Linked DNA regions of Homo sapiens: region 1 is linked to region 2. A link is an interaction called in ENCODE POLR2A ChIA-PET data of the cell type or tissue named here. Cell type or tissue: OCI-LY7. All regions are shown on one strand. Each heading gives the region's core, and the rest is flanking DNA. Links, peaks and the distances in the headings are about the cores only. Region 1 has its middle 6.8 kb from the start of LNCAROD. Region 2 overlaps PRKG1 (protein kinase cGMP-dependent 1).

Evidence for each region. ChIA-PET counts read pairs that join two places held together with the same protein. Peaks named below come from ENCODE experiments on the same cell type or tissue, not always from the same donor. Only the 100,000 strongest peaks of a DNase experiment are listed, where the experiment ranks them.
Region 1: POLR2A ChIA-PET joins it to region 2 with 5 read pairs; 6 of 35 experiments call an interaction of 5 or more read pairs at or near these places.

Annotation. Positions count from the first base shown.
Region 1 is chr10:52,475,946-52,478,763 of GRCh38, forward strand. No RefSeq gene overlaps it. Among named protein-coding and RNA genes, the nearest start is that of LNCAROD, 6.8 kb to the left of the region's middle. In OCI-LY7, for the core only: no CTCF peak of the experiment used is centred there; no DNase peak of the experiment used is centred there; H3K4me3 peaks cover 773 bases; H3K27ac peaks cover 1,393 bases.
Region 2 is chr10:52,265,871-52,268,688 of GRCh38, forward strand. All of the region lies in intron 10 of PRKG1 (protein kinase cGMP-dependent 1), which reads left to right. Among named protein-coding and RNA genes, the nearest start is that of PRKG1-AS1, 47 kb to the right of the region's middle. In OCI-LY7, for the core only: no CTCF peak of the experiment used is centred there; no DNase peak of the experiment used is centred there.

The DNA.
Region 1 (2,818 bases), core at 98-2,597, 210 kb after region 2:
ACAGAATGAAGGACAAAGATAATATGATAATCTCAATAGATGCAGATAAAGCATTTGACAAAATCCAACGTCGCTTCATGGTACAAAAAAAAACAAAATACCTCAACATATTAGGTATGGAAAGAATGCACCTCAACACAAAGGACCCCATATGACAAACCCACTGCTAGCATTACACTCAACAATAAAAGATTGGAAGCATTTTTCCCCCTCTAATATCAGGGATGAGACAAGGATGACCATTCTCACCACTTCTATTTAATATAGTACCCAAAGTCCTAGCCAGAGCAATTAGGTGAGAGCAAGAAATAAAAGCCACCCAAATTGGAAAGGAAAAAGTTCAACTGTTCCTATTTGCAGACGGCATGATCTTACATCTAGAAAATCCTAAGGACTACGTTAAAAAACTCTTAAAACTAATAAATGAACTCAGTGAAGTTGCAGAATACAAAATAAACACACAAAATCCGTAGTGTAACAACCAGTAGTGTAGCAATCTGAGAAAGAAATCTTAAAAATTTTCATTTATAATGGATACAAAAATTACTTAGGAATAAATTGAATCAAGGAAGTGAAAGACTTGCACACTGAAAAGTATAAAACATTGATGAAAGAAATTGAAGAAGACTCAAATGAATTGAAAGATATCTTGTGTTCCTGGATTAGAATTAATATTGTTAAAATGTCCAAACTACCCAAAGCGATCTAGATATTCAATGCAGTTCCTATCAAAATCCCAGTGACATTTTTTCTTCACAGAAGTAGAAAAAAGAATCCAAAAATTTGTATGGAACTACACAAGACCAAATAGCCAAAGCAATCTTAAGCAAAAAGAACAAGGATGGAGGTATCACACTAAGTGACTTTAAAATATACCACAAAGCTATATCGAACAGCATGGTACTGGCATAAAACCAGACACATATAGTAATAGAACAAAATAGAAAGCAAAAAAATAAACCCATACATTTACAGTCAATTAATTTTCCACAAAGGTGCTAAGAACACACAGTAGAGCAAGGACAGTCTCTTCAATAACTGTTGCCGAGGAAACGGAATATTCACATGCAGAAGAACGAAATAGGACCCTAATCTCACACCATATACAAAAGCCAACTCAAAATGGATTAAAGACTTAAAAATATAACCTGACACTGGAAATCTACTAGGAGAAAACATACAGGAAAACTCCATGACATTGGTCTGGACAATGATTTTTTGGATATGACCCCAAAAGCACTGACAATGAAAGCAAAAATAAACAAATAGGATTACGTCAACTAAAAAGCTTCTGCCAAGCCAAGGAAACAATTAGCAGAATAAAGCAACAACTTATGAAATAGAAGAAAATATTTGCAAACCATATATCTGATAAGGGGTTAATATCTAAAATATATAAGGAACTCAAACAGCTCAATAGCAAGAAAACAAATAAGCTGATTTAAAAATGGGCAAAGGACCTGAATGGATATTTCTCAAACGACGACGTGGAAATAGACAACAGATGTATAAAAAGGTACTCACTATAATTAATCATCAGAGAAATGCAAATTAAAACCACAATGAGATACTGCCTCACACCTGTTAGAATGCTATTTTCAAAAACATGAAAGATAGCAAGTATTGGTGAGAATGGGGAGAAAGGGGAATCCTTGCACATTGTTGGTGGGAATGTAGATTAGTACAGCCATGATGAAACAGTATGGAGGTTCCACAAAAAAATTAAAAATAAACTACCACGAGGTCCATAAATCCCACTACTAGCAATTTTTTTTAGGATGCGGAATGACACACAGTGATAGTTACACTATATAAATATTAAAGTGTTTAATCCTTATGATAACCATAGGAGGAGAAAAGTTATATTATCCTATAGGAAACTGAGGCAGAAATGTTAATTAAGTTTTCTAAGGAAAGTTTTTAAGTAAATGGAAGATAGAATTTGAATCTATGCAATTTGGGTACAGAGTCCATGCTTTTAGGTGCTGTATTATTGGCTTTTCACACTATTACACCTTTATTTTTTTCAGTTGCCAGTGAAGTTACTGGACTCATCAGTAGTCTAGGATATGATGTGCTAGCTAATGACCTCAAAAATCTCAGTGGCTAGCAACTTCAAAAGTATATTTCATACTCCTGCTACTGGTACATTGCAGAGTGGCTGCAACTGTGCTTCTATGTTTTTTCCATGTAGGGACCTAGGCTGGCAGAGCAGCTTCTATCTGGAACATTGCTGTTATCGTGGCAGAAGGCAGAGACATACCAAATGTTGGTGCTTAAAAATCTGGGAAATAATTTATGCTGCTTGCTCCTATATTTGGCAAAAAAAGTCACATGACAAAGCCTTCCATTAATGGGACTGGGCAGTAAAATCCTCCCCAAATGAAGAGTATCAAACATTTTTGAACAATCTTCCACAGTCTCAATTACTTATTATAATTGTAACAATATATTTATTATTATTATTATTTGTTTTCCTTGTTCAACTTTAAGCCCCTGTCTTCAATATTCAACACTTTCTATTCAATGCCTCATACAGTATTTGGCATCCAATAGGCACATCGCAATTATATTGAAGAGATAAATGAATGCACATATTTGTTGACAGCCAGGGATGGGCATGGTAAAAGGACAAACTTTAGTATCAGGTAAATTCTGGGCTCCAGTCTTAATTCTGTCCTTAGTTACTGTGGAATCTGGCAAATTAGCCTTAATAAGCTTCAGTTTTTTTCATTTTTAAAATAGGAAAAATAGGCCAGGCTCGGTGGCTCACACCAGTAATCCCAGCACTTTGGGTGGCCAAGGCAGGCAGGCCAGG
Region 2 (2,818 bases), core at 170-2,669:
GAAGTAACAATGTACTGTAAATGAAACATTTACCGATTCTAATTTCTAATATAGCACATAGCATTTCTTATATAAAATAAAATGAAGATCTTGAGTATTGAAATTTTCTTGTTCATTTTCCCTTTTTAGGAATTTTGAGAGTAAAACCAGTGTGGTATAAGCATCCATAATCTTTGTTTTTTGAGAACAGTTATATAATTACAGAAAAATGTGAAGATAGTACAGAAAATTCCTATATACGCTGAACCCAATTACCCCTATTATTGACAACTTACGTTAGTATGGTACATTTAGTTAATGAACCAATATTAATGCTTTATTATTATTATTATTATTATTATTGTAAACTTTTTTTTAAGTTCTGGAGTACATGTGCAGGATGTGCATGTTTGTTACATAGGTAAACATGTACCATGATGGTTTGCTGCACCTATCAACCCATCGCCTGGTATTAAGTCAGCATGCATTAGTTATTTCTCCTGATGCTCTCTGCCAACACCCCCAGCTCTCCCCCGACAGACCCCAGTGTGTGTTGTTCCTCCCCCTGTGTCCATGTGCTCACATTATTCAGCTCCCACTTATAAGTGAGAACATGCGCTGTTTGGTTTTCTGTTCCTGCGTTAGTTTGCTGAGGATAATGGCCTCCAGCTCCATCCATGTCCCTGCAAAAGCACATGATCTCATTCCTTTTTATAGCATCCACAATATTATAGAAGTAGCTTCTCAAATCCTTACTCATCTACTTGTTAGCACTGAGGTGGGTTGCAGTCGGAACAAAGAAAACACTTTGTTTGATACATAACACTTTTATTTAGTTTTCACAGGTAATCTGTCAGGATATCCCCATATGATAGATGAGGAAATGAAAGCAGAGAGAGTTTGAGTAATTTGTCCAAGAGAACAAGCAAAAAAACAAAAAAAAAGGTTGAGATTGAAAAAAAATTAGTCAAATGTCACACTAGTCACACTCTCAACCAGTGCATTAGCCTGTACACCTAGGAGATTAGGACAGTCTTCAAAGGAAGACAAATCTGAGGAACATGCATAACTATCTAGGCTAGTCCTTGGCAAGAGGCAGAAGAAAAATATGCACTCCTGTTCTCCTTTTTTGCTGGCTGATCTCTTTCTCTACTCGAAAGTAATTTCATAGCTCTAACCAACTTGCTAAAAAATCATCATCATCATCATCATCATCATCATCATCTTAAATGGACACAAGTGGACTTTGTATAATTAATTTAGACAACAGGAAAAATAAAAAGCAAACTAAATGTCACCTTACAATTCATCATGGATTAGGTTTGTTAAAATATTTTTATAATAAAACCTAGTATCTTAGGCTCAACAAATACAAATTGCTATAACTGACTCAGAGTTTACTTTAAAAAAAATTTTTGTGGCCAGCCCTGTAAGAAGGTAATAGTGTGGTTCAGCCCCAGACCTCAATAGGTTGTTATGCTCTGTACAATTTCTCAATATCTTTGCATTCATGGAATTCTAGTTGAATCAGAATCAATTAGAAAGATTCAGACAATAATAATAAATAGCTATTACAATTTAAAAGAGACTTGCAAGTTTTTTCATGATGAGAGTTTTACTTTTACTCATTGTAAAAGCAAGGTATGAGGATTGTTCAAAAGTTAAGCAATTCAAAAAGTAAAAAGAAGTAAAAATCAACTAAAAATCTCCCTAAGGAAAAATCATTGTTAACGTATTGATGAACACATTTCTGATTGTCTCTTCATACATTTATTTCACATATAGATGTGTGTGTATATATATACATATGAATGTATATATACACACTAACATACGAACACACTGTGAGATCATAAAATGCATGCTGACTTGTAATCAGTATCTTTTATTCATATATATGTCTTGGTTATTTTTCCGTAATGTTAAATATAATTCTAAGTCATCATTTTTACAGTTGCATTGCATGGATATACCATAATTTATTTTTCAAGCTCCTCCTCTTGCTAGAAATTTAGATTGTTTCTAAATTTTTCCATTAGAAACAATGTTGAATTGAACATTCTTGAATGATCTTTGGGAAGTTGTTGGTTTATCAGAAGATTTCTGATGAATATGTTACTTGGGCTTTATGGAAATAATTAACTTCAACATTCTCCACTGTCTCTGTTGAGTTAGCTCACACCAGTGGTCCTCAGGTACCCTGACTTTCTGGTTAAGATCCTGAGTTCTGTGAGTCTTGTAGCATTCTGGTTTAAATTGGAAGTGGAGATTCTAAGGGCCCTGCTCTAAGGAGCTCATGAGATCTTGTATAGAGTCCAAAGAAGGAAGATGATTCTAGACCCAAGGACTGGTTCCATGCAAAGTAAAGGCAAAGCAGAAAGCCTCAGTAGGTTAGCAGTATAGTTCTATAAACTTTTTGTAATTAATGCTTTTTAAATTGGCAACTAGTAAGCCTGACTCCCAAGAATTTCTGTTGCTTTCTGTAGCTTTTACCTATCTCTTATGACATCTGCCACCCACCAGTTCTCATTATCCTCTTTCTACCCCACTTGGCTTCTCCTTGCAGTATTCAAGCAATCGGGTATCTCAAACCCCTAACACATGGAGGTCCCTGGGAAGTGCCTAGGAAAATGTCAGTGAGGCTTTGGCTGTTCTCCCAAATCACATGCCTAGCATAAGTTAAGCTTAAAGGTAATAGAAATATTGTTCAGTTTATCTCACAGTCCATGAGTTAGTCGATTCCGTTAAACTCTGATTTGCAAAGTATCAATCACTATGCATTTAATTGGTTTTGTATTCAGCTGAAGGGAAGCAGCATATACTGGAAATAGCTTGGGCC